2 separate regions of the Homo sapiens genome follow, and region 2 is linked to region 1. Evidence: chromatin loops called from intact Hi-C (ENCODE). Cell type or tissue: Caco-2. All regions are shown on one strand. Links, peaks and the distances in the headings refer to the core of each region. The heading gives the core; the rest is flanking DNA. Region 1 overlaps ABCA9 (ATP binding cassette subfamily A member 9). Region 2 overlaps ABCA6 (ATP binding cassette subfamily A member 6).

Evidence for each region. A loop is a pair of places that touch in the nucleus more often than their neighbours do. Peaks named below come from ENCODE experiments on the same cell type or tissue, not always from the same donor. Only the 100,000 strongest peaks of a DNase experiment are listed, where the experiment ranks them.
Region 2: a loop joins it to region 1, with 9 times the contacts of the local background. A loop is called at or near these places in 4 of 110 quality-filtered maps.

The regions. Positions count from the first base shown.
Region 1 is chr17:69,037,821-69,055,208 of GRCh38, reverse strand. It overlaps ABCA9 (ATP binding cassette subfamily A member 9), which reads left to right. Exons shown (of 39, transcript NM_080283.4): 2 at 4,070-4,178; 3 at 5,719-5,926; 4 at 9,873-10,037; 5 at 10,609-10,712; 6 at 11,494-11,720. The coding sequence starts at 4,083. Among named protein-coding and RNA genes, the nearest start is that of ABCA9, 14 kb to the left of the region's middle. In Caco-2, for the core only: no CTCF peak of the experiment used is centred there; a DNase peak (open chromatin) is centred at 7,668.
Region 2 is chr17:69,092,386-69,109,221 of GRCh38, reverse strand. ABCA6 (ATP binding cassette subfamily A member 6) reads left to right here. Exons shown (of 39, transcript NM_080284.3): 18 at 1,410-1,526; 19 at 3,011-3,194; 20 at 3,594-3,760; 21 at 6,254-6,387; 22 at 8,288-8,425; 23 at 11,195-11,302; 24 at 12,421-12,594; 25 at 12,869-12,982. MIR4524B (microRNA 4524b) reads right to left here and starts at 9,680; the gene lies at 9,566-9,680. It overlaps MIR4524A (microRNA 4524a), which reads left to right and starts at 9,590; the gene lies at 9,590-9,658. It also overlaps the pseudogene SEC24AP1. RefSeq lists an enhancer at 5,280-5,574. In Caco-2, for the core only: no CTCF peak of the experiment used is centred there; a DNase peak (open chromatin) is centred at 5,451.

The sequences.
Region 1 (17,388 bases), core at 4,270-12,269:
AATCTCTGTCTTTTAATTGGTGCATTTAGACCATTGATGATCAAAGTGATTATTGACATATTGGATTAGTATCTACCAAATTTGTTACCATTTTCTATTTATTGCCTTTGTTCTAGTCTTCAATTCTATTTTTGGTCTACATTTTTTCTGCCTTTTGTGGTTTTAATTGAGCATTTAATATAATTTCATTTTTCCTTCTTTCTTAGATTATCATTCATTTAGACTCATTTTTTTTGTTTTTTGTTTTTACTTTCTTTCATGAATTTTCCAAAAGAAAAGCAAATTAAATCCTTAGAGTTTGCAATATATATTTACAATTAATCCAAGTCAACTTTCGAATAACACTATACCACTTAATTGGTAGCGTATCTTATAATAACAAAATAACCCCAATTCCTCCTCCCTCCTGTCCCTCATATCATTACTGTCATTCATTTCACTTACAGATAAGCATACAGGAACATTATATATGAATGTAATACATATATTGTATATATGGCATTATATACATATATAAACATAAGTATACACAATTGAATACATTGCTATTATTTTCTATTATGTTTCAAATCAGTTAAAAATAAGAAAAAGTTTTTATTGTACCTTCACTTATTCTTTCTTTCTCTCATGCTTTTTCTTTATGTAAATCTGAATTTTCTTTTCTTTTCTTTTTTTTTTTTTTGAGAGAGGGTCTCACTCTTTGCCCAGGCTGGAGTGCGGGGTCACCATCACAGCTCACTGCAGCCTCCACCTCTCAGGCCCAAGTGATCCTTTCTACCTCAGCCTCCTTAGTAGCTGGGGCCTCAGGCATAAGCCATCATGCCTCACTAATTTAAATAATTTTGTTTTTGTAGAGACAGGGTCTCCCTATGTTGCCCAGGCTGGTCTTGAACTTCTGGGCTCAAGCCATTCTCCTACCTTAGCCTCCCAAAGTGCTGTAATTGCAGGCATGAGCCACTGTGTCCAGGCTTATATATAAATTTGTGACATATCATTTTACTTCTTTTGAAATAACTTCTTTTCATATTTTTGCAAGGCAGGTCTACTGGCAACAAATTCTCTCATTTTTTGTTTGTCTGAGAAAGTACTTCTCTTTCATCTTTTGAGGTTAATATCACAGAGTACATTCTACTAAGGGTAGAATGCTAAGTTGGTGGGTTTATTCTCTGAGCACATTAAATACTTTATTCTCTTCTTGTTTCCATAATTTCTGAAGAAAAGTTAGATAAAATTCTTATTTTTGCTCCTCTATAGAAAAGATGTTTTCTTCCTCTGGCTTCTTTAAGATTTTTTTCTTTATCTTTGATTTTCTGTAGTTTGAAAATGATATTTCTTGGTGTAGTTGTTTGAGCAAATATTCTGCTTGGTGTTCTCTGACCTTCCTGAATCTAAGGTTGGGTGTCTAGCCGTTATCTGGGGAAATTCTCAGTCATTACTGTTTAAAGTATTTCTTCTGTTCCTTTCTTTCTCTCTTTTTGGTATTCCCATTAGGCATATGTTACACATTTTCAATTGTCCCATAGTTCTTAAATATTCTGCTCTGTTTTTTCTTCAGTCTTTTTTTGTTTTCTTTTCAAAAAGTTTTGGATTCTTTTCTCAGCTGTGTGTAGTCTACTAATAAGCTCATCAAAGATCAAAGGCATTCTTCATTTCTGATAGTATTTTTTAATATTAGGCATTTATTTTTGGTTCTCTCTTAGAAGTTTTATCTCCTTTCTTACCTTGCCCATCGTTCCTGCATGATGCAGCATTATAAGAAATATATATTTTGTCTCTGCCCCCTAGTTTTGGCACAAAACCTCTAAAACCCTTGTAATTTCCTGAGTCATAGGGGTGATGGGAATAGCGTTAGTTATAATATTTGGTCCCTGTTCCTGACACAGAGCTTCTAAGACCAGGAATCTCTGAAGTGAAATGAGTATCTTCGTGTTAATGAGATATCTGATGGCTGAAATCCCCTAGATTGCTTCAGGATAGGACTGGTTGCCAGGGAATCACCCATGTGATTAGAAGGTTTCAGCCCCATCCCCAGATGTCCAGGAAGAGGAGAGGAGATTGAGTTCGAGTTAATCTCCAATGGCCAATGATTTTATTAATCATGCCCATGTAAAGAAGTCTCCACAAAAGCCCTAACTGAAGGAGTTTGGGGAACTTCTGGTTTGGTGAACATCTCAAGGTGCTGGGAATGTGGTGCACCCAGAGAGTTAATGGAAGCTCAGTGTCCTGTCCTGCACACTCTGCCATGTGCATATTTTCTATTTGGCTGTTCCTGAGTTTTATCCTTTGTAATAAACTGGTAATTGCAATTAGACTGTTTTTCTGAGTTCTGTGAGCTACTCTAGCAAATTATCAAACCCAAGGAGCGGGTTATGGGAACCCCTAATATATAGCCAGTCAGTCAGAAGTACAAAAGACCCAGGCTTCTGACTGGCATCTGAAGTGGGGGGCAGTCTTTTGGGACTGAGTCCTTAATCTGTGGGATCTGCTGTAACTCCAAGTAGACAGTGTCAGAATTGAAGTGAATTGAATTTTAGGTCACCCAGTTGGTGTCCACAGAGAACTGGAGAATTTCTTTGTGGGGAAAACCCAAGCATTTGTTATCAGAAGTGTTTTATACAGAGAAACAGGTGTGGACTTTTTTTTCTCCCTCGTTACATATTGTCTACTTTATGCATTGAAGCCCTTAGTATTTTAATCATTGTTGTTTCAAATTCCTAGTCTAATAATTGCAACATTTCTGCCACATCTGAGTCTGATTCTGATACTTTCTCTCCTTATACTGTTTTTTCTTTTTTACCTTCTAGTATGTGTTATAATTTTTTCTATTTGTTTTTGAGACAGAGTCTCTCTCTGTCACCCAGGCTGTAGTACAGTAGCATGAAGATGGTTCACTGCAGCCTCAATCTTGTTGGGCTCAAGCAATCTTCTGCCTCAACCTCCCAAGTAGCTGGTAGCTGGGACTACAAGGACCATGTCCAGCTAATTTTTTGATTTTTTAAAAATAGAGATGGGGTCTCACTTTGTTGCCCAGGCCAGTCTCTAACTCCTGGCTTCAAGCAATCCTCCTGCCTCAGCCTCCCAAAGTGCTGGGATTACAGGCATGAGCCACCTTATGCAGCCTGTAATTTTTTCTTGGTAGCTGGACATGATGTCCCGGGTAAAAGTTAATCAATCTCTTAAGTTCGTGGCACACAAAATAATTGATTCAAACAAAGCTCCTATCTTGTTTTGGTTACTTATTTTCTTTAATTTCCAATTCCCACTTTTCACCCAACCTCCATTCTTATTTCCCACTTCCAAAGATAACCTTTTTATTGTATTAGGGATGGTGATCCTTTAGTTCCTGAATATTTTTGGAAAATGTGTATCACATGTAATGTGAATTGATATCAATGATATTTTGACCTAATGCTCAATCTTTTCTTTTTCTTTCTTTCTTCCTTTGAACTGGAGCTATATTTTTAAGATGTCTTCATGTGGATGGGTGTGTGCCAATCCAGTGCTCCTGAATCCTACATAGTAATCTTTGGACTGTATCCATCAAAATTTGTTTTATTAACACCATGCCACAATAATCTACATTATAAAGAACATCCTTGCACTGGTCCCCTCATGACCCCATGTGAGAATCTCCATGGGCTGCATATCCAGGAGCAGAACTGATTGATGGTAGGATATTGCTAAGTAGTAATGAATTAGTAATGAATCACCCATGTGACTGGGTTAGTTTGTACCCCCAACAACAAGGCGGAAAGTTCCTTTCTCCCCATTAGACAATTTAACAACACCCACAGTTGAGGAGATAGCAACGATCGACACTATTCACTCTTCTGATTTTTCTCAATCCAATGATGGAGAAATAATATCTGATAGTTGTTTTAATTCTTATTTCTTTCAATATTGAGTTTAAACATTTCCTCACATGTTTTTATTTTAGCCTTTTGGCTTTCTTCTTCTCCAGGAATGCAACTGGAAACAGCTGTTACAATGTTTCTTTTATGTTTGATTGCACAATGTTTTCTACTTTAGACCTTCACATGTACTTCATTTTTTTTCTGTCTTTTTAAAGGAAACAGGTCAAAATGAGCAAGAGACGCATGAGCGTGGGTCAGCAAACATGGGCTCTTCTCTGCAAGAACTGTCTCAAAAAATGGAGAATGAAAAGACAGACCTTGTTGGTATGCTTCAGAGTCTATGTGTTCTCATATTTAGAGGATGAAAAAGTATTTTATCAGGCAACATAAACACTTTATTTTCATTATTTAACATTGCACATATGTGTAGTCTAATTAACAAGCTAGATTTTTTTTCAAATTCTGGGCTTTGCTATTTGTTCAGGTAAAATTTATTTTTTCAAATTACATTATGTATTATTGTTTTATGTCTTACTAGAGGCATTTTTTTAAAAATTCATATTCAGAAACTCCTTGAAAAATAAAGCCATATCTTTATACTTCAGAGATAACAATTCTTAACCGCTGAGCTCATTTGAATCTCATGAACGCATTTGTATAGAAGTTCAGGGACAAAGTAAAAAAGAAGCAGGGAATCCAAAATCTAACAAACAATGAAAAGGCAAATTGTAGCACTTCTACACAATGTCATTATAGACACAGACAATGTCAGTTTGAAAGAAATAATAATCATGTAAATAAATGGGAAAATAGTATTGTGATCTTTTACTTCTATTAAAATAGTACTTATTTTCTTCTGATCATAAGAATGATTAGATGTGCTTTGTGCAAAAAATTTAGTAAACTCAGAAAAATATAATAAAATCACCCATAGAATACTCATAGTTCAAAACTTATATTAACATCTGATCTTATGAACGTGTGTGTGTGTGTGTGTGTGTGTGTGTGTGTTCGTGTGTGTGTGTGTGTGTTCATGCAACAAATATGTATTGAATGCTTGGATAGGCAGGGAATAAAGTATACAACAATTCCTGCATAGGGAAAAGATTATATAAATGTAAAAGTTGTGATCCCGCCCTACATAGATGTTTTACCTTTAAACTTTTAGCTCTTTTTTATATAAACATTATATTTATTTTTCTATTAAGATAGAAACAGATATAGACCAACACACATAGCTAAAAAAGGATCATATGATGAAGATGACATATAACTCTTTTAAAAAGGACTTATGTGTAGTATCATAACTAAATAATTAACTAGGTTCTTATCACTGGGTTTCAATTGCATTGTGCTGTATTTCCAATTCCCGAATGTGGTCACGATGACCACATTCAAAAAAACTTTGTTTTTTTATGAGCAACATTTTGGGACTATCTTCTTCCACATACCAGCAACAGAAGGTAAAAATATGATATGATCTTGCTCCTGTTGATGGAAGCTAGTTACCTATTCCACATCACCTACTATTTATTTATCACTGTCACTAAAATTTTAACATGACTAAACTGTTGGGCCATTCATAAAGTAATACAGGCTTTATCACTTGCACTAGAGTGTGGTAAACTTAGATTCTCAATTATAACTGGAATTGATGTTACAATTCTGTCTTGGTAGACAATGTGCATATTTTAATATATGCAGATTAATGGACAAAGAAAATCAGGATATTTAAAAACTAGGAGAAAGAATAAATGGAATGCAAGCCAAATAACAGAATTAAGTATTTCAAACTGTTTGTGGATGATTGATCTGTGGTATAACATCTACCAGTTTGTTTCCTTTTTCTCTTATTGCTATATAGGAATGGCTCTTTTCATTTCTTCTGGTACTGTTTCTGTACCTATTTTTCTCCAATTTACATCAAGTTCATGACACTCCTCAAATGTCTTCAATGGATCTGGGACGTGTAGATAGTTTTAATGATACTAATTATGTTATTGCATTTGCACCTGAATCCAAAACTACCCAAGAGATAATGAACAAAGTGGCTTCAGCCCCATTCCTAAAAGGTATGTTCCCTGGTTGTTCATAGTAATTTCCTTATTTGCAAAAGGCACAAATTCATTTTGAGATTTCCTTCATAAATTATGTTGAATGTTCAAGTTTCTAGAGTTTATTAACAACATTAACGTATATTCCTTCCAAGTCTCAAAATTTTTTGTAGTTTGTTCACTAGTGTCCCATTTAGGAAATTCCATATTAAAAGGGTTATCTTCATAATTGTACATATCAAAATGAGATAGTCCAGGGTTATTTAAATGTATGTTTGTGAAAAGATTCTGGAAACATTGGACTGTAGTGACAGCATGATTTTTCAAATACATACATATTAAGAGAGAAACTATACATCATTTTGAAAACCCATGGGCAATATTTACAATGAAAAGAGGTGACATGTTTCCTTGTACCACAAAGTATATATGTGGGTGGGACACAAAGCTCTAAAAGCCACAAGATTGGCGTGGTTTTTCCTGTGGGTGTAGGAAGAGAACAAAGAGAAACAATAAGGTATCTGATGGTCCTGAAGAAACTTCTTTAAGAGTTCATAATTACCCACCAGAAAGCAGAGAGGGCCAATTTGAGAATCGCAACTGAAACCATATTCAGAAATTTTATTACTAGTATAGTTTTGGAATGCTATTGAAGCTGTTAAATGTGTAAAGTGTGATAGACCAAATAAGTAAGTATGGAATAGTCTCATTCTCTCACCCATGTGTCCTTAAAACTTGGGAGTCACACTATGGAAGAGAAGGTCTAGGGCAGGACATTTACAAGGTGAAGAACCTTGTCATTCCAGATAGCTTAGAGACTAGCCATCAAGACCTGATCGGTTATGCCAAAAGAACTCAGCAGCCAATGTGGCGTAAGTCCATGCTTTCGTCAAGTTATTAAATGAAAAATATAACTAACCGTTTTACCGTTAGAGGATGATACAGGTTGAGCACCCCTAATTCTAAAACCCAAAATCAGAAATGCTCCAAAATCTGAAGCCTTTTGAGCCTGACATGATGCATAAGTGGAATATTCCACACCTGACCTCATGATAGGTTTGACTCTGTGTCCACACCCAAATCTCATCTTGAATTGTAATCCCCACATGTGGAGGAAGGGACCTGTAATCTCCATGTTTTGAGGGAGGGAAGTGATTGGATCATGGGAGCAATTTCCCCCATGCTGTTCTCATGATAGTGAGTTCTCACAAGATCTAATGATTTTATAAGGGGTTTTCCCCCCTTTGCTTCCTGTCTCTCCTGCCACATTGTGAAGGTGCCTGCTTCCCCATCTGCCATGATTGTAAGTGTCCTGAGGTCTCCCCACGTTGCAGGAATCAGGAGACCAGAAAGACCATATGGGTGGAACAGGAGGATTTTATTTAGGTGGCCACTGGCCCAGCAGATTAATATCCAGAGGCTGAGCCACGAACAAAGACAGGGCTTGACTTTTATTCATGCAACTGAAGTGGGGTGGCTAGCCAGTGGCGTGAAATTTGCAGGATGGGGAAAGTGAGAACAGAACAAAGGCAGTTAATCAAACTGTGACAGGTTTTGCAACTTAGGCATGTCTTGTGACCTTTGCCATCCTGCACAAATGGGAAAACAGGAACTTACAAAATCCTTGCAAACTTGCAGAAATAGTTACAAAAGTAATTATAAGAGCAGAACAAAGAATGATAGCATGGGGAGAGAATTTCAGGCAGAGACTGATAAGAACTTGTTTTTCTCCTCCCTGCTCTTGGAATCCATTTCTCTGGGGCCCCTGCCTGGCCTTGCAGATAATGTTATCATAGCTCCAGCTGCACTTTGGAGTGAGTCAGCCTGGTCAGGGAAGGACTTGTTTTCTCTTTACTTGTTTTTCTTATATTTCCTGCTTCACCCAGCCATGCAGAACTGTGAGCCAATTAAACCTCTTTCCTTTATAAATCACCCAGTCTTGGCTATGTCTTTATAGCAGTGTGCAAACAGACCAATACACCTCATGTGATCGGTCACAGTGAAAAAGCAGTAAAAACTTTGTTTTATGCACAAAATCATTTAAAATATTGTATAGGCTGAGTGTGCTGTAATTCCAGCACTTTGGGAGGCTGAGGTGGGCGGATCATCTTAGGTCAGGAGTTCTAACCTGGCCAACATGGTGACACCCCATCTCTACTAAAAATACAAAAATTAGCTGGGTGTGGTGGCATGTGCCTGTAATCTCAGCTACTTGGGAGTCTGAGGCAGGAGAATCACTTGCACTCAGGAGGTGAAGGTTGCAGTGAGCCGAGATCGTGCCACTGCACTCCAGCCTCAGTGACAGAGTGAAAGTCCATCTCAAAAACACAAACCAACAAACAACAATTATATATATATATATAAAATTTTCTATATATATAAAATTTTATATATATATATATATATATATATATATATATATATAGTATAAAATCGCCTTCAGGCAATGTGTATAAAGTGTATGTGAAACATAAATGAATTTCACATTTAGACTTGGGTTGCATCCTCAAGATTTCTTATTATGTGTATGAAAATATTATAAAATCCAAAAAGAAATTGAAACCCAAAATACTTCTTGTCTTGAGTGTGTGATAAGAGATACTCAGCCTATTGTGATGAGTTCTTATTATGGAAAATAGCAAATAAAGAGAAAATACAAGCACATATCCCACGTGAACTATTGCACAACCAAATAGATAATAGAAAATATTATTTTATAAATGTTTTATATTAGTAGATGAAAAAGAAATGATAGAAATAAAACATCACCATTTTGAAACTCCCATTGAATTAATGGACCTAGGCACTGAGGGTCAACAGCTGGAATATCTCAAAAAGAGAAACAACTAGAAATTATAAGCCTCTCATAAAACAACACATCAACACCTATCGGCTGGCAAAAAAGGATTAGACCTGAGTCTGGTTAAGCCTCTGGATCTAGCTGCTGGATTGTAGGAAATACCGAGGACAAAAGAACTTGCTGAATTGCACCAGGAGGGTGCGCTTATATGGGTTAAATGGCCTGGGTTAGATCAGTAACAGTCAGCCATTTACACTACATATTTTAGAATAAACAAAGTCTCTTAAGGAAACACTATCTAAATGCAACAGTTTTATTCTGTCTTTGGAAATTTGGCTACATTGACATCACTTCCAAATGAAGATGTGTACTATAATTGCAGCATATATTCCAACTTTAGATAGGTTTGTTTGTATATGAATTTAAATTGATGTATTGGTATTTCCAATATCAATATTTATACCAGTACCAATACCAATGATTATTTCCAATACCGTTGGAATTTCCAATAGCAATAATTTTTTGAAATTCATTGTGCGTTAAATTATTGTTTGATATGGTTTGGCTGTGTCTCCACCCAAAATTTTATCTTGAATTGTAATCCCCATAATCCCCACAATCCCCATGAGTCAAGGGAGGGACCTAGTGGAAAGTGATTGGATTATGGGGGTGGTTTCTCCCATGCTATTCTCATGAAAGTGAGTGAGTTCTCATGAAATCTGATGGTTTTATAAGCATCTGGCATTTCCCCTGCTTGCACTCATTCTCTCTCCTGCCTCCCTGGAAAGAGGTACCTTCTGCTATGATTGTAAGTTTCCTGAGGCTTCCCCAGTCATAGGGAACTGTGAGTCAATTAAACTTCTTTCTTTATAAATCACCCAGTCTCGGTATTTTCTTATAGCAATGTAAGAACAGAATGATACATTGTTTAAATGATTTATTTGGAAGGGTAAGTTATATTTGCAATACAAATGTTTGCCATAAATTTCTGATTTTATCTAGAACATCAGAAATTCCCACCCCCCTCCCCTCCATGTCTTATTTAGGCCCAGCACTGCCTTTAGGAAGGAATAGCTTTAACATAAAATAACCTCAACATAATTGAATATGGCCAGGTAGAGATTTTCTTGCTTAACTATTTCTTTTGTTTTCTTCACATGGCAGGAAGAACAATCATGGGGTGGCCTGATGAAAAAAGCATGGATGAATTGGATTTGAACTATTCAATAGACGCAGTGAGAGTCATCTTTACTGATACCTTCTCCTACCATTTGAAGTTTTCTTGGGGACATAGAATCCCCATGATGAAAGAGCACAGAGACCATTCAGGTAACTTTTGAAGAAGAAAAAAATTTTTTTTGCTATTGTATCAGTAGCCACAAAGGGGGCATACCTGATAGCAGAGGTGAAACTACACAAACATATACAACCACAACATAGAGCTTTAATTTCTGAACATAAAGGAGATTCATATTTATTAAATGAAGCTTATGTGCTTAAGTACATTGTTTTATTAAGAAATTATATTTACTCTTATTTCTAAGTTGCTCCTAAAAAAAACCTGAACAAAATGATCTTGCTCATTGATTCCCAAACATTTTCTTAAAGTTTAGTGCTTTCTTGACGTAAGCAACAGAAGATCCAAGCTCAAGGAAAGCAATCTTGACCAATGGAAAGAATTATAAAATATAATGAAAAATCATTGAGAACTGGTCTTAAAAATATTCGTAAAGTAATTCTGCTATATTCCGTTTGGGTGTGCTCTGCAACTCTCAACTGAGAAGACTTACCATCCACTATATTATCATGGACTTTGCATTTTGAAACATTTGAAATTTTGTTTTTTTCTGTAGCCAAGATTGTATCATTCCGTAATAATGGATGTGTTCTTCTTCTAAAGCTCACTGTCAAGCAGTGAATGAAAAAATGAAGTGTGAAGGTTCAGAGTTCTGGGAGAAAGGCTTTGTAGCTTTTCAAGCTGCCATTAATGCTGCTATCATAGAAGTGAGTATAAAGTTAAAGGAATCTAACCACATTGCATTTGAATTTTGCTGGATGGTGATTTAATGGATTATCCTATTCTATCATTTATTCACTTCATTAATAAGGCACAATATACAGAACAACTTCCATAATAAAACCATTGTACTAAGTACTGGGGATCAGAAAATAAGTAGAACACAGGCATTTTTCTCCAGGGATACTGGTATAGGGGGAGATAGAAACATGGATATATAGTCATAATAAGAGTTTAGATTCTATCATAGAATTTTTTATTTTTAACTTTGTTTTTCTTAGAGACAAAGTTTTACTCTGTTGCCCAGGCTGGAATGCAGTGGCTATTCACAGACATGATTATAGCTCACTGCAGCCCCCAAACTTCTGGGCTCAAGTGATCCTCCTACCTCAGCCTCCCAAGTAGCTGGGATTACAGACCATGCCACCATGCCTGATTCTATCATGGAATTTAAAATGGTGTACTAGGCAAACAATGAAGCAGGATATACTCTGATAAGAAACATCAGGGAAAATTTGCTAATTGAAGTGACATTTCAGCTAGTCTTAAAACAGGAGTAGCGTTTTGTCCAGTGAGGTTGATGATGTTCTAAGGAGTCACGACAAAACCTAAAGTGTTCCAGGAACCACAAGGGGCCAGATCATGAAGGGCATATAAACATAAAATACATAAATGTAGAATGTACGTGATTCCTTATAATTTAGAGAAAAAGCCTAAGGTTGGAATTAGATTGATGATAACAATTTGTTCATTGATATCTTTCTTCAGATCGCAACAAATCATTCAGTGATGGAACAGCTGATGTCAGTTACTGGTGTACATATGAAGATATTACCTTTTGTTGCCCAAGGAGGAGTTGCAACTGATTTTTTCATTTTCTTTTGCATTATTTCTTTTTCTACATTTATATACTATGTATCAGTCAATGTTACACAAGAAAGACAATACATTACGTCATTGATGACAATGATGGGACTCCGAGAGTCAGCATTCTGGTAAATCATATGACTCCAATCCATTATACAGCATAAACAAACAGAACAACTTAGCTGGTTGACTCCTTAGACCAGGGGTCCCCAAGCCCCAGGCCACAGACTGCTACTGGTCCATGGCCAGTTAGGTACCAGGCCACATAGCAGGAGGTGAGTGGCAGGCAAGTGAGCAAAGCTTCATGTATATTTACAGCCACTCCCTATTGCTCACATTACCACCTGAGCTCCACCTCCTGTCAGAATAGCCACGTTATTAGAGTATCACAGAAGCTCAAACTCTATTGTGAACTGTGTATGTGAGAGATCTAGGTTGCGGGCTCCTTATGAGTATCCAATGCCTGATGATCTGTCACTCAAGAGATCTAGGTTGCGGGCTCTTTATGAGTATCCAATGCCTGATGATCTGTCACTGTCTCCCATCACCCCCAGATGGGATCTAGTTGCAGGAAAACAAGCTCAGGGTTCCTACTGATTCTACATTATGGTAAGTTGTATAATTATTTCATTATATATTACAATGTAATAATAATAGAAATAAAGTGCACAATAAATGTAATCCACATGCATCATCCCAAAACCATCTCCCCACTCCTGTTTGTGGAAAAACTGTCTTCCATGAAACTGGTCCCTGGTGCCAAAAAGGTTGGGGACTGCTGCCTTAGATCTCTAAAGCAATACAAATGTTGCCACTTTCATAAAGTAGTATGTTTATAAATGAGTTGAGCAGATGACCATGCAGACTTGGTGACTTGAAACTTTCCAAATTTATTTGACTTAAAGACAGCCTTATCCTGTAGATGTTTGCCAATACTCAGGGCGCCAGATGATTACTTGGTCACTAGTTACCATATATGGGTGAACCCAAATACACAAACACGTGAGGTTTCCAATATTCAGTAAAATACATGTTTCAGATACCTTATGTTAGGAATGGTGATTGATTTTTGACCCAGTGTTGGATGAGTCATCACTTTTATGACACTGAGCAAAAAGAAAACCTTTTATGTTCTTTAAACATTGAGATATTTTAGCTGAGGCCGTAGAGCACTGTGGTAAGCCTGGGAGGCAAGAAGCCACGGGTTGTCTCCATCTCAGCATTCAGTAGCTACCATCTTGGAAAATTACTTAAACTCTTTAAACTTCAGTTTTCTCTTCTGTAAAACGTAGATAATAATATGCACCTCTCATTGGTCCTGAGAATTAAAAGAAAGAAATGTATCTAAAATGTTTTACATGGTGGTTAAGAATAAACACTCAATATTAAGTGTCAGTTGATGGAGATATGGGGAGCTTTATGGCCAGAGATGACAGTAGAGGCAAGTTAGGAAACAAGGGTTGAATTGTCAATTAATGGCAAGATAGTTTCAAGAGTTTAGCCAAGTGATGCATTAGAGACAGATGCAGTAAAAGCCTGAGTTCTGGAGTCAGAAAGAAATGGCTTGAATCTTGAATTTGCCCTTTACACACTGTGATATTATCTCCCTGTTAAATAAGATATGTAGAATGCATATAAGGGTTCTGGGCGTATGCTACATAGGCTTTCAAAGAATATTAGACATTACTGAGTAGAAAAAAATAAAGTTTATGTGATTTTCTACACAAGTGTTCAATATACCGGGTGGAGAAGTGGAGAAGATGAATTACTTCTTTGGTTTATGATGAAAGTTTTTCTCTGATGTCCTTTTCTGTATCAAAATTGAGTTAACTCAGTACTAAAAAAATTTGGTCAAGATAGATAGATAGATAGATAGATAGATAGATAATTTCTTTCTTTTTTTTTATTTTTTTGAGACAGAGTCTTGCTCCGTCACCCAGGCTGGAGTGCAGTGGCGTGATCTTGGCTCACTGCAACCTCCCCCTCCCGGGTTCAAGTGATTCTTCTGCCTCAACCTCCCTAGTAGTTGTGACTACAGGCGAGTGCCACCATGCCCGGCTAATCTTTGTACTTTTAGTAGAGAAAGAGTTTCACTATGTTGGCCAGGCTGGTCTTGAACTCCTGACCTCAAGTGATCCACCTGCCTCGGCCTCCCAAAGTGCTGTGATTACAGGTGTGAGCCGCCACCCCAGCCTATTTTTTAAAAAATGATATACAAAGAATTATAGAAAAATAACCAAGATGATTTTAAAAATAATAATCCAGTGAGAAAGGATTAAAAATCAGGGCATTTTTTTTCCTCTCATAAGAAAAGCCTAAGGCATTTTACTTGTACAGCATTTAAGTGGAACTAAGGAGAGTTTATAGAATATAGATGAACAATTTCAGATGAATGAAAGTGTACTGTGCAAAGGGAGTTATTACAATTAGCCCTTAAAAATAAGCCATCCCAAAACATGATGGCATTTTCTACTTTAAATAAAAACTAACTGTTCATTGTGGACACACTATAAGCCAGTTGCCATATTAAACCCATAAAATAAATAATTTCATTTAATTTTCCTGTTTTCCACCAGAAAAAACTGAAGTTTGAAGAGATTAAATAACTACCTCTCAGGATTATATAGTTACAATGTAGCAGGAGAAACTGGAACTAACTCAGATCTGTGATTAGAAAGCTTTTTCTCTTTCTCCTTTAAAGAACTTTCTTCCTGTTTATTTGGCATTGATAGTAAGGGAAAAGATATCTTCATATTCGTCTATATGTCTGTATCTATCTGTGTCCTGTGGGTATGTATAAATGTGTATCTATATCTAATTATCTATATTGGGGATTGGTAATCTATCAGCTGTTTTTGTACAATTTGCAAATTAGGAATTTCTTTTACATTTTTTATCATACTTTAAGTTCTGGGATACATGTGCAGAATGTGCAGGTTTGTTACATAGGTATACATGTGCCATGGTGGTTTGCTGCAACCATCAACCTTTCATCTAAGTTTTAAGCCCCACATGCATTAGATATTTCTCCTAATGCTATCTCTCCTCTTGCTCCCTACTCCCTGAAAGGTCCCAGTGTGTGATGTTCCTCTCCCTGTGCCCATATGTTCTCATTGTTCAACTCTCACTTTTGAGTGAGAACATGCGGTGTTTGGTGTTCTGTTCCTGTGATAGTTTGCTGAGAATGATGTTTTCCAGCTTCATGCATGTCTCTGCAATTGACATGAACTCATTCTTTTTTATGGCTGCATATATTCCATGGTGTATATGTGCCACATTTTTTAAATCCAGTCTAGCATTTATGGGCATTGGGTTGGTTCCAAGTCTTTGCCATTGTGAATAGTGCTGCAATAAATATACGTGTGCATGTGTCTTTATAGTAGAATGATTTATGATCCTTAGCGTATATACCCAGTAATGGGATTGCTGGGTCAAATGGTATTTCTAGTTCTAGATCCTTGAGGAATTGCCACACTGTCTTCCACAATGGTTGAATTAGTTTACACTCCCACCAACAATATAAAAGCATTCCTATTTCTCCACATCCTCTCCAGCATCTGTTGTTTCCTGACTTTTTAATGATCACCGTTCTAACTGGTGTGAGATGGTATCTCATTGTGGTTTTGATTTGTATTTCTCTAATGACTAGTGATGATGAGCTTTTTTTCATATGTTTGTTGGCTGCATAAGTGTCTTCTTTTTGAGAAGTGTCTGTTCATATCCTTTGCCTACTTTTTGATGGGTTGTTAGTTTTTTTATTGTAAATTTGTTTAAGTTCCTTGTAGATTCTGGATAGTAGACCTTTGTCAGATGGATAGACTGCAAAAACTTTCTCCCATTCTGTAGGTTGCCTGTTCACTCTGATTGTAGTTTCCTTTGATCTGCAGAAGCTCTTTAGTTTGATTAGATCCCATTTGTCAATTTTTGCTTTTGTTGCTATTTCTTTCAGTGTTTTAGTCATGAAGTCTTTGCCTATGGCTATATCTTAATGGTATTGCCTAGGTTTTCTTCTAGGGTTTTTAAGGTTTTAGATCTTATGTTCAAGTCTTTAATCCATCTTGAGTTAATTTTTGTATAAGGTGTAAGGAAGGGGTCCAGTTTCTGTTTTCTGCATTTGGCTAGCCAGTTTTCCCAACATCATTTATTAAATAGGGAATCCTTTCCCTATTTATTGTTATTGTCACGTTTGTCAAAGATCAGATGGCTATAGATGTGCAGTGTTATTTCTGAGGGCTCTCCATTTGTCTATATATCTGTTTTGGTACCAGTACCATGCTGTTTTAGTTACTGTGGCCTTTCAGTACAGTTTGAAGTCAAATAGTGTGATGCCTCCAGCTTTGTTCTTTTTGCCTAGGATTGTCTTGGCTATGTGGGCTCTTTTTTGGTTCCATATGAAATTTAAAGTAGTTTTTTCTAATTCTATGAAGAAAGTCAACGGTAGCTTGATGGGAATAGCATTGAATCTATAAATTACTTTGGACAGTATGGCCATTTTCACAATATTGATTCTTCCTATCCATGAGCATGGAATGTTTTTCCATTTGTTTGTGTCCTCTTTTATTTCCTTGAGCAGTTATTTGTAGTTCTCCTTGAAGAGGTCCTTAGTATCCCTTGTAAGTTGTATTCCTAGGTATTTTATTCTCTTTGTAGCAATTGTGAATGGGAGTTCACTAATGATTTGGCAGTCTGTCTATTATTGGTGTATAGGAATGTTTGTGATTGTTGCACATTGATTTTGTATCCTGAGACTTTGCTGAAGTTGCTTATCAACTTAAGGAGTTTTTGGGCTGAGACGATGGAGATTTCTAAATATACAATCATGTTGTCTGCAAACAGAGACAATTTGACTTCCTTTCCTCCTATTTGAATACCCTTTATTTCTTTCTCTTGCCTGATTGTGCTGGCCAGAACTTCCAATACTATGTTGAATAGGAGTGGTGAGAGAGGGCGTCCTTGTCTTGTGCTGGTTTTCAAAGAGAATGTTTCTGCTTTTGCCCATTCAGTATGATATTGGCTACGGGTTTGTCATAAATAGCTGTTATTATTTTGAGATATGTTGCATAAATACCTAGTTCATTGACTGTTTTTAGCATGAAGGGGTGTTGAACTTTATTGAAGGCATTTTCTGCATCTCTTGAGATAATCATGTGGTTTTTGTGACTGGTTCTGTTTATATGATGGATTACATTTATTGATTTGCATATGTTGAACCTGCCTTGCATCCCGGGGATGAAGCCAAGTTGATCATGGTGGATAAACTTTTTGATGTGCTGCTGGATTCCGTTTGCCAGTATTTTATTGAGGATTTTTGCATCAATGTTCATCAGGAATATTGGCCTGAAATTTTCTTTTTTTATTGTGTCTCTGCCAGGTTTTGGTATCAGGATGATGCTGGCCTCATAAAATGAGTTAGGGAGGAGTCCCTCTTTTTCTATTGTTTGGAATAGTTTCAGAATGAATGGTACCAGCTCCCCTTTGTACTTCTGGTAGAATTCAGCTGTGAATCTGTTTGGTCCTGAGCTTTTTTTGGTTGGTAGGCTATTAATTATGGCCTCAATTCAGAACTTGTTATTGGTCAATTCAGGGATTCAACTTCTTCCTGGTTTAGTCTTGGGAGGTTGTAGGTGTCCAGGAATTTATCTATTTCTTCTAGATTTTCTAGTTTATTTGCGTAGAGGTGTTTATTATATTCTCCGATGGTAGTTTGTATTTCTGTGGGATCAGTGGTGATATCCCCTTTATCATTTTTTGTTGTATCTATTTGATTCTTCTCTCTTTTCTTCTTTATTAGTCTGA
Region 2 (16,836 bases), core at 1,415-9,414, 57 kb before region 1:
TTCCCTTTGGTTTAAACATCTAGTTTGTTAAAGGTATAACTCCCTATAGACCTACCTTAAATAAGCTCTTTTGCATAATTCGGTTTCATTAGGCAAATACTCAGGAATTCCCAGATTTTAGCTTCACTCCCCAATGTGGCAGCTCTCTATGTCCTTGTAGTAGCATAGAAGATGGTGTTCTTCTCAGATCAGTGGACTATGCCATGTTATTTTGTTCTTGGACTAAGGCCCTGTGAGGTGCAACTGGTCCACTTTCATTTTTGGTCAGAGATGGAGAATAAGGAATTATATGTTGGTACTACCACTGGAATATGTTACTTTGCCAGAGTCTCTGGTGTTGACCTCCTGGCCCATGGCAGCCTCTTTACACAGACCCAAGGCCTCTGCTGTCTAATGGCATGCTTATGTCCATTTCCGGACATGGGACTCCCAGGTCCATTGCTGCCATGTGCGGGTCATAGGGAAACACAGTGTTTGCTACAGTCTCATCCACCTCTTTCCTCTCAATAATGTCATTGGCCCATCCTCCCACCCAAACTAGAAAGTAGCATCTAAGAGTCTTCTAGAATCCTGCAGTCTCATGCAAGTATCTCCATAGAAGAGTTACCCAATAAATGTGTACTGGGAAACTATTATATAAATGGCACTGCTCCAGGAACTAGAAATACCACATTAAATAAGAGATATGTGTCTCTACTCTCATGGAGCCTACATCTAACTAGATAGGGAAAAGTAGACACACAAAATACACAAAATTTTTCAACAATTGTACACTAAAATAATAAACAAGGCCAGTGAGTTAGAGTGATGACTGGTGTCTGGCTGAGGTTTATATAGAGTGGTCACTGAAGGCCACAAGAAGAAAATGGTCAAGGGCACTCCAAGTCAAGGGGAAAGGAGAATGGCTGGAGGGCAATGAGTGAGGGAGCAGAATGGCAAATGGAGGTGGGTAAGGCTGTGTGGATAGATGGAGACAGGCTCTTTTGGAGCCTCAGAGGTTGTGTTATTGACTTTAAATTTTATTTTAAATGCATTGAGAAAGCATTGAAAGACTTATACAGAGAGAAGACCCAGAATATAGGTAGAGATATACGTGGGTTTGTAGTGTGGAGGTGAGAAGATAATGGTCTTTCTGATTGTTCAGATTTCTGCAGAGAAATCTGCAGGAAGCTCATAAACTGAGAATGGAAGATGAAGTGAGACAGTTTGAGGATGGAGGAAGAGGTCTTCCTTAGTCATTTCAGAGAAGGAGAGCATTCTCATGAAATTTTGCTTTTGACTACTGTGATACTCCAAGGACATAATTTTCTTAACAATATTATGTATTGTCTTTTAAATAAGTATTAATTTACTTGGTTTAGTTCTCAATGTGGTTTTCCAAAGTATCTATTCATATTTTTTTGCCTTAGATCTTTTCAGTGATCTGGATAAGTGTTCTGACCAGGGAGTGACAGGTTATGACATTTCCATGTCAACTCTAAATGAAGTCTTTATGAAACTGGAAGGACAGTCAACTATCGAACAAGGTAAAGCCATTTGTATAATTCACAGAAAACCAATTCCCAAATGATCATGTGTCAATTTAGTATTTATAATTTCTTATGGGTGATTCACACTAAGAAATGTGATTTCATTCCAAATTTGGCTCTGCTGTTTGAGATGGGCTGTCATTATTTCTTAGCGTCATTACTAAGACTGATCACAGATCCCTTCATGGCATCTACCAAGTTTCCTTTTGGAAACTATTTCCTATCCTCAGATGTTCCCTGCTTCTTAGATACCTTCAGGCTGTGAAAGGCTCTTAATTAGGGGAATGAGGTCTGAATATATTTTTTAAAAATAAAAATTGCTGTTAGCTTGTTAATATACAAAATTCCACTAAAGTCTTAGTGGGGAGAATTCTCAGTATCCACTCTTGTATATTTTAATGGGTGATAATAATCATTGTCATTATGGAGCTCCTCTTATGCCAGACACTTAGATTAATGTATGGCTATACATTGATATATATGCCTTCAACATTATCTTTCCTATAATAACCTTTCCAAGAAGTGTCATTGGCACTGGTTTACAAATGAGAAAATCAGACCTATGAGCAGTTAAGTGATTTTCCCCAATCACAGATGTAAGATACATGTACAGATCTGGTAGTTCAGAGCTGATGATCTTTCCCCTATACTACTAAATGATTGATACCTTAGTAGTAGATATTTAGGTGTAATGATTGGCTATTTTTATGCAGAAGATTTTTTAAAAATCCCTCAGAGGAATGATACTCTTGGGAATTTCTTTGCTTTTCAAAGATTGGGCACAATGAGATCACCATTTTTGTGAATTATTCTTTTGGTATGAATTCAGTGTATTTTCTCACTGAGTATAGAATATGGACATCATAACATGTTTCTTATATTGTTTGCACTGTAACCACAAGCAATCTAAAACTTTGTTTTATTTAAAATTTTAATTTTTTATCACCATTGGCAATTATAAAACTTCACTATAGAAAGAAAATATAGATGGCAGTGGTGAAGTATAAACAATAAATATTGAAAAATATTGTCTAAATAATTCCTTTGAATTGGTTATAAAAATAAAAACAAATGTAAAACTTTTTTTTTTTTTTTTTTTCGAGATGGAGTCTTGCTCTGTCTCCTAGGCTGGAGTGCAGTGGTGCAATCTCGGCTCACAGCAACCTCCCCCTCCCAGGTTCAAGCGATTCTCCTACCTCAGCCTCCTGAGGAGCTCAGATTACAGGCACCTGCCACCACGCCCAGCTAAGTTTTGTATTTTTAGTAGAGACAGGGTTTAGCCATGTTGGCCAGGTTGGTCTTGAAATCCTGACCTCAGGTGATCCACCCACCTTGGTCTCCCAGAGTACTGGGATTACAGGCATAAGCCACCATGCCTGGCCATGTAATACTATTTTTAATATTACTAAGGAAAATCTGTGATGCCTCCAGGATGGCATTAATATTATAATATGTGTGTTTGTGTATGTGTGTGTTTATAGATTTCGAACAAGTGGAGATGATAAGAGACTCAGAAAGCCTCAATGAAATGGAGCTGGCTCACTCTTCCTTCTCTGAAATGCAGACAGCTGTGAGTGACATGGGCCTCTGGAGAATGCAAGTCTTTGCCATGGCACGGCTCCGTTTCTTAAAGTTAAAACGTCAAACTAAAGTGTTATTGACCCTGTGAGTAGGAGAGTACTGTGGTTTTGTTAGATCATGAATTTCAAAAGAGGTTCAAACCAGAAGATAATTTAAAACTAGAACGCAATATCTGACATTCCTGCCACGGGGTGGATAAATTCAGCATTTAATTTTTCTGACAGTGGGAATACCTGTATGTTCACACTCGATTAAGCTTATACGTGCAGGTGTGTTTTGTTTTCATGGTTTGATAACCTGGTGTTTATATAGTAATGCCTTCTGGTACTGTGTAGCATGCTAGGGTATTATCTTCAGAATTTTAGCACCTAGAATCATGATTGGCATAAGGCAGGCTTGGCACTCAACAAATACTTGTGGAATGTCTTACTAAATAAATAAAATTCCTGGAGATTAATATGCTAATTTTTCTTTATTGTTTAGATTATTGGTATTTGGAATCGCAATATTCCCTTTGATTGTTGAAAATATAATGTATGCTATGTTAAATGAAAAGATCGATTGGGAATTTAAAAACGAATTGTATTTTCTCTCTCCTGGACAACTTCCCCAGGAACCCCGTACCAGCCTGTTGATCATCAATAACACAGGTGAAAAGAAAAATAAAATTTAAATCCAGAAATAAGTTATTTTTATTGTTGAATAGCACAGGAGGTGGGGGGGGGAAGTGAATCATAAGAGAAGAAAATGGGTATTTAAACTTCATTTATAGAAAACACCTTATGAGGAACAGTGCAGATTTACTCTGATTTTGGAGATGACAGGGATGATGAGGACAAGAGAAAAAGAACTTGGGTCACTGTATAACCTGGAAGAGTAAAGACGTCTCTCTACCTGACTACCCTAAGCTATTACATGGCAAATAAACTTCTATATTGGCACACCCGTTCTATTTTGAGATCCCTTTGTTACACAGCAGCCTAACCTATACCACAAAGGCAATACACACTGGTTACCATGTGAAGATGGCCTATCTATTCCCCATGCCCCTTCATTAAGTACAAGATACAGGAAGATGCCTTATTTTGTTATCCCAAACAATGGGTAATTGGTTTTGTTTTTGTTTTGTTTTGAGACAGAGTCTTGCTCTGTCACCCAGGCTGGAGTGCAGTGGTGTGATCTTGGTTCAATGCAACCTCCACCTCCCACGTTCAAGCGATTCTCCTGCCTCAGCCTCCCGAGTAGCTGGGATTACAGGCACGTGCCATCACGTCTGACTAATTTTTTTTTTTTTTTTGTATTTTTAGTAGAGATGGGGTTTTGCCATGTTGGCCAGGCTGTGTTGAACTCCTGGCCTCAAGTGATCTGCCCTCCTTGGCCTCCCAAAGTGCTGGGATTATAGGTGTGAGCCACTGCGCCCGGCCAGTAATTGTTTTTTTGTTTTTTTGTTTTTTTCCTAACCGCTTAATTAACTTTGAAGAAGGAACTTTTATGTTAGTACCTCAGATGTTAAAACAAACAAACAAACAAAGAAACAAAAAAAAAATCACAGTAAGAGTCTTCCCTTGCTGAGTTCCTCATTCATTTGATTTTCCCATGGATTTGCGATTCAGGCCTGCGGTGTATGCTCTTTAAACAAAGACAGTCTTTCCCTTTCCGTTTCTCATTCTTGTTTTCCATTTGGGTTTTGGAAAGTAAATTTTATTCACCTCACTACCTTAAATGCTAATTGTATGTTTAATTTCTGAGATCTAGAAAGGTTTCTTTACCTATGAGCTCATAAGATAAGTAAATTAGGTCTCTCTTTTCCTCTTTGGTCACTCTTGAGGGCAGTGGGCTTGTGTTAATATATTTATTTTGTCTCTGTACTTAGGTATTTTATGGTTTAAGTTTGAAGCTTCTGTGCCATTTTGTTCCTCTTTTCTCAAAATCTGCCAATTATTGGTAACACGTTTATCTTTTAATGTGAGCATCCCTGTCTGCCTAGGTGAATGTGGGTCACCATATGGCATTGCACCTCAAGTGACTGTGGAGGTGGAGTGGGGTGTGTGGCTGCTCAAGGTGCATGGAAAGCTTATTTTCTATGTGCATGTTCCTGTATCACTTGGTTGGGGGATCCTAATTCATCTAAGGTTTGGCCTTATTTTTCCAATCCCAGAGCCCACTATAAACTCCCATTTCAAAGGCAAAAAAAAAAAAAGTCCTTCTTTTCCTCTTATTCATTCCATCTTGCTCAAATTATTGTCTGCAGTTACTTCAGGTTTGCCCAGCTGTGCTCCTCAGATAAGGTCTCTCAGTAAGTAAATATGGGACTGTTACCCTGGGGACAACTGCGGCTACTGTGTGTTCTGTGTGGAACGTGGGGAGGGGCCTGACGGGTCATCTTTTCCCAGGTATACGTCACGACCCTGACTATAGCTTCAGAGCATACCTTACCCCCTTGCATTCATCCACTCTGAGTTCAGGTATCCTGGAAATTGGTTTTACCTTCAGCTGCTTGCTCTGGTGTGCTCTAGGCTGTGAATTTTTCTCAGCTCGTATTTCACGGTCAGACGTTCTCATCTGCTTTCTTCTTCAGGGTCATATCTAAAAGTTTGATCTGATGATGGCATCCTTTTTCATTTCCTAAGAAAGATTATATTTATACAACATACATGTATGGAATATGTACGTAAATGTTTAGAATAAAGTAAAACATATGTATGTGTTATACAGACACATATATATTTACTTGTCCATTATTTGGAAGAACAAGGAAGAGAGAAGAGTGTTATCATTGGCTGTTTTAGGCTGGACAATCTGAAGTACTCCTCATAAAATTATTGTATCTCCACAGATTATTCAATTCAAATGTTGTTGTTGTTGTTGTTTACCAAAAGTCATACAATAGAATTAGCTTATTTTTATGATTACATGTTAATTTGCATTAAACAGATTTATAAAGCTAATTCATTGTGGTATAAGATTTGCTAAATAGAAGATGGTACAGTGTGGGTCAATATTATTATTGTGATACCCAAAGAAAGACATTTATACATAGTATTCCATAAATATTAACTTTAATTATGTATATGACTTATTTTAAAAGTTTGATATGTATTTTCTTACTTTTCTATGGCCTTCTCTTATTAACTTCATATTAGAATCAAATATTGAAGATTTTATAAAATCACTGAAGCATCAAAATATACTTTTGGAAGTAGATGACTTTGAAAACAGAAATGGTACTGATGGCCTCTCATACAATGGAGCTATCATAGTTTCTGGTAAACAAAAGGTATGTTTGCCTTTTTGCTTTTATGAAAAAAACAAAAAGTACTACATTTTAGCTGTTTTAAAACTGCAGAAATTAAAGCTAGTATACAGAAACTTGACTCAGAAAAACATTCTGGGTTGTTATTTAATAAACTGTGAAGTTTACCTAAGTTTTTGTAAAACATTTTCTATCTTAGTTTTGTTTTGAATTAGATAACTTTTACATTTGAAAGGATCTAAATTTAATTGTACTGTTTAAACTCAATAAAAATATTATAGCTTATAATTATCAACCAATATAATTATGGATTTAAGGAATTTTATTCAGTAGCTAACTACCTGAATAAAGTTTGTTTTTATATATTGAGAAAATACATTAAATACTATAATATCTACACGAAATAACTGAGAAAAAAGTATTCTCAGTCTGCTACCTTAGCATATGTCGATTTGGGTAAAAGAGTCAAGCCATAGAGATTCATTAGAGAACAAGACTATTGAAAATACTTTTTTTGAGGCAGAGTCTTGCTGTGTTACCCAGGCTGGAGCTCAGTGGCAGTATCTTGGTTCACTACACCTCTGCCTCCCATGTTCCAGTGACTCCTGCCTCAGCCTCCAGAGTAGCTGGAATTACAAGCAGGCACCACCATGCCCAGCTAATTTTTGAATATTTGGTAGAGAGTGGGTTTCATCATGTTGGCCAGGCTGGTCTGGAACTCCTGACCTTGGGTGATCCTCCCGCCTTGGCCTCCCAAAATGCTGGGATTACAGGCATAAGCTACCGTGCTCGGTTTAAAAATACATCTTAATGTTAAGAACTCTTCAGTCTTATTTGCATTCTAATAAAAGCAAGGGGCCTAATTAAGTGAAGCTCCCTCTTTATTTCATGCTACAAAGTAAATTTTTAAAAAAGAAAAGCCTTTGAAGTTGTATTACTGAATTCCGTTCTACATAAACTAAATATGCTATAAAAAATGTAATCGCTTTGTGCCAGTTTTGGGAAATTACTTTGTCAGCTACTACGTTACATACCTCACATATTTACTACATGAACTAGTGGTAAGATTTAAACAATAAACCTTCTAATAGATTAATGAACATTTTCCTAAACATGAAGTACATAAATATAAAGATTGCTTTAGGAAGTGGGGAAATGCTTCTTTGGCAGGGTAAGGATGAATATTTAATGAACTCCATGCTTATCTCCTATCCAGAAGGCCAGCATTCCTTTGCTGCTGCTGCTGCTTTTTTTTTTTTTTTTGAGACAGAGTCTCGCTCTGTCACCCAGGCTGGAGTGCAGTGGTGTGATCGCAGCTCACTACAACCTCTGCCTTCTGAGTTTAAGTGATTCTTCTGCCTCAGCCTTCCAAGTAGCTGGGATTACAGATGTGTGCCACCACACCTGGCTAATTTTTGTATTTTTTAGTAAACATAGGGTTTTGCTATGTTGGCCAGGCTAGTCTCAAACTCCTAACCTCAAGTGATCTGCCCGCCTTGGCCTCCCAAAGTGCTAGAATTACAGGTGTGAGCCACCATGCCCAATCTTCCTTTGCTTCTTCATCATAAACTGACAGCATCTCCTTGTCAGGGAGACTTTTAAACTCTACTAAATGAAATTTCCCCATCAGCAAAATGGAGACAAAATTATCTAAAATTAGTAATACAAATAAAAATTCATATTGATTGTATGCTGACTCTGTGCTAGAGCTTAATGTACATGAATAGAGTGTCATTTAAGCCCTATAACAACCCATTTAGTATTTCCTTTTCATAGATGAGGAAGGTAAAGCTCAGAAAGTTTAGTTCACTTGAAGATGGACACACAACAAGCATGTGGCACTGTTAGGATCTTTTATACATAAACCTTGCCTTTGTTCTTTAAGAATTTAGCATTAACATTATTTATTTGTTTCTGTTTTAAGGATTATAGATTTTCAGTTGTGTGTAATACCAAGAGATTGCACTGTTTTCCAATTCTTATGAATATTATCAGCAATGGGCTACTTCAAATGTTTAATCACACACAACATATTCGAATTGAGTCAAGCCCATTTCCTCTTGTAAGTATTGGATTTACTGAGTCTAAACAATTAAGAATTGGACAAATAGCCTATGTTTTCTCTCTTTAGCTTTTAAATATCCATAAGTGATTGTTAAGCCTGAAAATTATTATTTTATCCTAATATTTTCAATGGGTTATAGCAAACAAAACAGGATTTTTTTTTCCTGCCAAGTTATCAGATAATTATCGTGAGGGAATACTTTTCAATATTTTGTCAGTCTTCTAGGCAATGTTTTGAAAAGTTGTACATACTTGATTGTGGAAGTGTATGAGAAAGAGAAACAGAAAAAAGAAAACACTGACTTGGAAATCAGGAGAACTTGTAACCCTGGTTACATATAAATCTATTATAATTAGTTAGTGGACCCTCCATTGACTAAATGTGTAGTAGACAGACTAATATGAAGGAGAATCTGCCAGTTCTGGGGCTATCTGTTGATTTATTTATTCACCTACTCATAGTTGCTCTATGTTGTGAGGGAGCCTAATACACACAGGCTGCATTGGATTCTGTGTCAGTTGGCTATAGTCTGGCTTCAGACAGTTTGGACACTAGAAAGCAGTGGTGGGAGACAGAAGAGCAGAGGACCCCCTACATTGGGCTCCAGTCACATCACCTCCTTCTGCTGTTCCTGAAGCCCAGAAGCAACAATAGCTTGCTTCTCACTTCACCATCTTTGTGGGATGCTCATCACCCACCTAACCATGTCATAAGGAATTGCACTCTAAGAACTTAACGTAGTCATGGTTTTCTGGTTAGACCCTGCCTGATACCAACAGGGGTGTCTCAAAGCTGACTCCAACTGTTTCACACCAGAAGTCTGAAACATCAAGAAGCAGGATTAGAAATGAAGCCATCCAAAGGGAAGTCCATTTTGTGACAAAAGTGTGAAGCTCAGTTTTGGCTTCACTGAATCAGTGGTGCTGGGAGTATATGCAAGCACAGGTTTTCTGTAAGCCATGGGAACAATGGGGATGAAATATACAGTACTTGAGATGTTCGTGACAGACACATACCTCCGTGAGTTGAGTATGACCGACTGATCACGTAAACAGGTCTGCTGCACAGGATGACTCGAGGGAAGGGGTGTCTGAAGGGAATTCTCCAGAAAGTGGAACCAGAGGAGTAGCAGAAAGAGACAGTGATTACCCTTCCTCTTTGGAACGATAGCAGCATGAACCTGTCTCACTGCAGAATTATTTTGAGACAGGCTTATGCTGCTATCCTTCAAAAGAACACATCCACCCAGCTACTGAGGTTTCCATCTCTGGGTTTGCTCAGAAAGACATGCTGCTCAGGCCTGAATTATGTGTTCATCAAAGGTCCTAACTTCTGAATTATTAGCTTCCTAATGCCATTGTGTTTGCTCAGGATCAAAATGGACTGAAGCCCATAGCTACTCTATTAGAAACCTGTTCCCCACTCCCACTTCCCCATGGCACACACCTTTCCTCCCTCATTCCTATGATGAAAAACAGAATTTATAGACATAGCCCTCAAAGTCTTAAATAAAGTTAAATAATTGTGGAATTATTTTGAGACAGGCTCATGCTGTTATCCTGTAATTATATCCATGAGGTGGTCCTAGATGCTGCTAGAGTGTCCACTTGGCCTAGCCTCAAGTGGATGCTGATTTGGGGGTAGTGATTTAAAGTTCCTTTCCCTGAAGTTAAGACAAGCAGCAACAAGTTTTCTTCTTGGTTCTGTGCTTCAGAACACATCCACCCAGCTACTGAGGTTTCCATCTCTGGGTTTGCTCAGAAAGACGTGCTACTCAGGCCTGAATTATATGTTCATCAGAGGTCCTAACTTCTGAATTATTGTTTTTTTGTTGTGGTAATAATACATGATATAAAATTGACCATTTTAGCTGTTTGCAAGTGTACAGTTGAGTAGTATTAAGTATATTCACATTGTTGTGAAATGCATCTCCAGAACTTTGCCGTCTTGCGGAATTGAAACTCGATGCCAATTAGCTTTCCCCCTCCCCCATCCCCTGGAAATAACCATCCTATTATGTTTCTATGAATATTACTAGTTTAGAAACCTTATATAAGTGGAATATTTGTCTTTTTGTAACTGGTTTATTTCACTTAGCATATTTTCCAGGTTCGTCTATGTTGTAGCATGTGACAGGATTTCCTTCTTTTTTTTTTTTTTTTTTTTTTGAGACCGAGTTTTGTTCTTGTTGCTCAGGCTGCAGTGCAATGGGGCGATCTCTGCTCACTGCAACCTCTGCCTCCCAGATTCAAGCGATTCTCCTGCCTCAGCCTCCCAAGTTGCTGGGATTACAGACATTTACCACCACACCTGGCTGATTTTGTATTTTTAGTAGAGATGGGGTTTCACCATGTTGGTCAGGCTGGTTCAGACTCCTGACCTCAAGTGATCCTTTTTAAGGTTGAATAGTATCCATTGTTTGTATATACATACACATTTTGTTAATCCATTAATTTGGACTTTTGGGTTGCTTCCACTTGTGAGTATTGTTGGTATGAATATGAATGTGAGGGTATCTCTTCGAGAGCTTGCTTTCAATTCTTTTGGAAATATCCCCAGAAGTAGGTCCTAAATGACTTTTGACTTCTCTTTGTTCTTTGAGTTGAAGATCAGAGTCACTTTCCCTCCCACCTTCGTGCCTAGATGGTAATGAGCTACACCTTTACTTTGATTTTTCAACATTTCAAAAAGTGCATTTTTGTGGCTATAATTATTTGTTTCATTTAACAAATATTCACTAGTTTAAGCTACCCTTTATATTTTCAGAGCCACATAGGACTCTGGACTGGGTTGCCGGATGGTTCCTTTTTCTTATTTTTGGTTCTATGTAGCATTTCTCCTTATATCACCATGGGCAGCATCAGTGATTACAAGGTAAGAAAAAGCAGGGAAAAGAAGAAATTTCAGGAATTTCAATATCTGTATTTTGAATGCTATGTGTTCAAAATGTTTTCTTCTGACAAAAACATTTGAATGTATGTTTAATTTAGATATTGTAGCTAAACCTTATTCTTGGCAAGTCAGATAATTTACTTCTAAAAACTCAAAATGCTTTTTATTCCAAAGTCACCTGAAAAGTACAGTGATTTTTCAGAGACTCCAATTAGTCTAAACCTTCAAAGGGAAATATTATAAATCTTTTGACCACATTATTTCCCAGCCACAAGAAGGAAATCATTGATGTTGAAATCAAAGGCCAAATTTAAGACTTGAATTCCTTTTCCACTCTGGAAATTGCAATTTTATGTTATATTTGTATTCGATTATGCCCATTATTCAGACAAAGCAGTTAAATCTATCAACGTTCACCATCCTGAGCCAGAAACTCTCCAAGATGTTTAGGTAAAGGTAAATGTATTATGTCCTCCAGGTCACAAAATAATACTTTTTTTTTTTTTTTTTTGAGATGGAGTCTCACTCTGTTGCCCAGGCTGGAGTGCAATGGTGCAAAATCGGTTCACTGCAAACTCCGCCTCCCGGGTTCAAGCAGTTCTTCTGCCTCAGCCTCCTGAGTAGATGGGATTACAGGCTTGCACCACCATGCCCAACTACTTTTTGTGTTTTTAGTCAAAATGGGCTTTCACCATGTTAGCCAGGATGGCCTCAATCCCCTGACCTTGTGATCCACCCGCCTTGGCCTCCCAAAGTGCTGGGATTACAGGCGTGAGCCACCATGCTGGCCAATACTTATTTTTATAGAGTTTAATGCCTTGAACATTATGAGGTCCACTTTTCATTATTCATGAGCTAAAGTTGTGTTATGAGTCAGGCCTATCACAGTATACATTTTATTTTTGATAGACACCTTGTAAACCATGGAACTGGCTCTATAAGCCTCATGTTACTAAGCAGTATATGCATAATTTTTTTTAATATTAGAAGATTAGATTATATTTATCTTAAAAATTCTTCCAATGTGTTTGTGTTTATTTTAGATTTGCATTTTAATTGAATCTATATACATTTCTTTCTTTCTTTTTTTTTTTAATCAGAAAAATGCTAAGTCCCAGCTATGGATTTCAGGCCTCTACACTTCTGCTTACTGGTGTGGGCAGGCACTAGTGGACGTCAGCTTCTTCATTTTAATTCTCCTTTTAATGTATTTAATTTTCTACATAGAAAACATGCAGTACCTTCTTATTACAAGCCAAATTGTGTTTGCTTTGGTAAGTAACACAGTACATAAACCAAATTTCATAAAGTAATTAATAATAAATTTTAACATTGTTATTTTAAGTAGTTAAGATGTTTTAATTCATATTTTGTAATAAACCAAAACAAAAAACATGCAAAGTGCATGTATGATAAATACTAATAGTTTCAGATACCAAAGATGTTTTATACTTATGCCAGGTTACTTGTTTTTTAAAAGTTGTAATCTAATTTTTCCCTCAGTAATATTTGATTTTTTGACTATGTTATTATTTCTTTTATGCTCAGGTTATAGTTACTCCTGGTTATGCAGCTTCTCTTGTCTTCTTCATATATATGATATCATTTATTTTTCGCAAAAGGAGAAAAAACAGTGGCCTTTGGTCATTTTACTTCTTTTTTGTAAGTATATAATACATACAAATAGAGAAATAGTGTTATTTTTTAAACTTCTAATGTAATCTTAAATACAGATGTCTGCCTTAAGACAGTAGGGAAAATTAATACTTCAAAATTACACCATAGAAAAGAGAGGGAAGTGTAACACTGTTACTGAATCAATAATATTTCTAAAGAAATCAGGTGCTACCCATTGAACAGAATTTATGGAGAATCTTACAGAAGACCTGACGTCTGAAACGTCCTGTTGAGTTTATGTCTCCAGAATACAGGGCTTCCTGCCAACACTAGAAAATTGGCTTCCTAACAGTTGACATTACAACCCATCTCTACAGTCTTCAAGAAGGTCTCTCTTAACCTTAGCTGCTAATAGTTTCAGATACTAAAGATGTTTTATACTTATGCCAGGTTACTTGTTAGTATAAAAGTAAAGAGCTTGTCCAAAATCATGGAAAACTTTGCTGGAAATGTTTGCTGAAATTCTAGAGACACCAGAGTGCCCTGAGTCCTACACTTCAGGCCTCCTTTAACTGATATCCTCAACTGGTGATTGAATGTCTGTCTGGAAAACAGCTCTCAACTCTTGGAATGGGAATCTTGAATCCATGAGAAGAACCCAACCAAAGATCATCTATAAGAAATGATATATTTAATATTAGGTTGGTGCAAGAGCAATTGCGTTTTTTTTGCTATTTAAAGTAATGTCAAAACCGCAATTACTTTTGCACCAACCTATACGACCCACTGACTTCTACAAGAAATTAGTCTGGGACTCTTTTGGCCAGCAGGTAGCTGTTGTTCCTTCTCAGTGGACAGCACTTGGGTTTGACTTCTCTGGGCTATATTTCTTTGTATTCAGCAAACAGTGTCTATAACTATATCTCTTACCACCATCAGCACAATCCAGTGGAAGTACAGAGGCTACAGAAAGAACATTAGGCTCACCTTACTCGGAAAAACTGGCTTTGAGGCAGCCATGAGGATCTGGTGCACAAAAGGTCTTTCCATTTATCCTTTCCATGGAGACTATTTTTTGTTCAGTCAACAGACTTACTGCCATTGTCCAGTGTAATCTCAGGTGCTAGATCAGATGTCTGTAGAAGAGAGTCTTACTGACACTTGGTTGGTTTCTTTTCAGTCAGCACTCTTGTATCTGTCTAGCAAAGGTGAACAAAGAATTCACATTCATTCTTAGTGTTTGCCAGTAGTTTTAGCTCTGAACGAAGTCTACCTTGGAGGTGATAGCCAAGAAATGTCAGGGTTATTGTCCAGCGTGGTTGCGCATGGGTCTGCTCCTGCCAGCCTGAGTGATGCTGCAGATGCCCTAGTGAGTGCCCCTCATAGATGCTTTTTCAGCAGCTTGTCCTTCAGTCCTAAGTAAACAGCATGCTGGAATCAAGCTTCCTTTTGTGGCTTTTGCCACTCCTTGTGTTGACCCTTATTACACAGAAATCATTCCAAACTGGAACAAATGCACATCTAGATGGACACATTTTTTGCTATGTGCCTCATGAAATAGTTGCCCCTGGCTTACCGTATACTCACAACTTATCCCAGTTTGTATAGAGCTGGAAATTTCTCAGACAAGAGAGCATTCAGCATCAGTGATAGAAACATACCTCAGCCCTTGCCTTTTAGCTTTTAGTGGAGAAGCTGAGCAGGTTTAATTTCCTCATGGCTGCAGGCTCCATAGTGATGCTTTGGGTTGGAAAACATTATAGACAAGATTTTCTCAGCCAAGTTCCAGGATTTCAAATCTGTGCATCAATTCCATAGACTGTGACAGAACTTCTAGAACTTAATAGGCCAGAATCTTCCAAAACAATAAGTTTCATCTCTAGGCTTAGAGAGCAGAAACCATTTTCCCATTGTGGAGTAAGGAGTGAGAGTCCAGTGAGAGGAACTTTCCTTCAAAAAATGGCAGAAGACAGAATCTGCATTATCATATTATGAATGCCCCTTGTATATACGGCAGCAAGTGAATAGATGAACAAAAGAAGAAATTTGACTTTGTTCTTTCTAAGGAAAGATGATAATGCAGAACCACTTCTTAGGCTTGTGAACTAACATGGTGATTAAGGTGTTCTCACTGTGATTTGAAAAAATTATCACAAATAAAAGATCACAGCAGAAAATCAGACATGACACTGAGAAACACTGTATTTTTAAAATCAAAACACATACACGTATGATTGCATGCCTTTTATCCTTTGCTGCCATTTATGCTTAAGTTGTTATGGATTCAAATAAGGCAAGACAATATTCCAGAGGCAAGGTACGTTTTGGAAAACAAAGACTGTTCAAAATATAAAAACAAAATTACACCGCAGTGTAATAGTAAAATATGTATTTATATATTTGTAATTTCTGATTGTTTTTCCTTTGCCCTTCTTATGCTTATCTATTTCAGTATATTTATTTATTTCATTTTTCTATCACTGAAAGGAATCTACATATTTCTAGAATGGTGGAATGTCAGACTTGAAAGAAATTCAAAATTGTCTAGTATGATTTACCAAATTTTATAGTGTTGCAGGAAATTAAGGAACTAGAGAGACCGATCGGGATACAGGAGAGCTTTTATTTTAGGTGTATATCGGCTCAGCAGACATGTGTCCTGAAAGTCTGAGCCCCTAACAAAGAAAGCGAGCAACTTTTAAGCATTTTGGGGCGGGAAAAACTTGAAGCAGGAAGCAGGTTTGCAGAAGTGAGAACAAAGGCTGTTTATCATTTATGCCATGACTTGCATCTTAGGAAAAATATGAGTTGCAATTTAACTTTCACTTACTTATCTTGTGACCTTGCAGCTGCACAGCAAGAAAAACAGGGACTTACAGAACTTACAGAATATGTGGGAAGTAGATATGGTTAATGTTTCTTGGGACAGTTAGTATTCTCTTTTAACTTTAACTTCGGCGGAGGTGGGGGTGCGCAACTTAAATTCTTTTCAGCCTTGGTTAATACAGCAATTCATTCTATGAGCTATTGTTATTTTTCTGTTACTATAATTTTCACTATTATTACTTATGCCATTATTCTGTTATTTTCTTAATTTCCTACTTCAATAGAGGAAAAAATTTAGTAACTTGCTCAGAAAAACACAAAAAGTAGTGACAGGCTCAGGAATAAACTTGAAGTCTCAGACCTTATGTCATTCCTCATGTTAAAAAATATGAGACAGTAGCATGGTTGGCAATACTGATTCAGAACTTGTGCTGATGAACACATCTTGATTTCAGTAGGCTAAAAAGTTTTAAAATTATACCTCTTCACAAAGACCTCAAGCAGTTTGCACTAAAATTTGCATTTGCATACAAATAACTTATAATTTATTTCTAAATATGTGTTGAAAATATATGTTGTGAGAATTTATCATTGTACAGCTAGTATCAACTTAAACGATGCTAGTCCTAGGACTAAGGCAATTTGTTTACTCCTCACAGGATCATATGTCAGAAGGTATAGTATGTTGATATTCAATGCAGTTGTCCTTTGGTGATCTGGGATCCATTTGGAAGGACAGTGTAGGCAATGTTTCTCCATCATTGAGTGAAGCCACAGTCAGTAGTTAATTTGTTTCTAGAGTCCAGTGGAATTCCATACCCCCAGGGTTGTGGTGCTTTACTGGTACCCTAGACCCCTGCCTGATAAGGAAGTATCTTTTCAGCCTATTATGCTGTGTGGTGGAGGTATAGTAGCACATCTTAGCACACGGAGTTCTGGAGTATCCTCTCACACTGTCAAAGTTTAGACTCCTCTCTTGTTCCAGTGGATGAGAAGAGAGGAAAGAAACTGTAGAAATATGGAGGTCTGGTAGAATAAGAGGAGTCAGCTAAGTGAACTGAAGGACTTAAGAG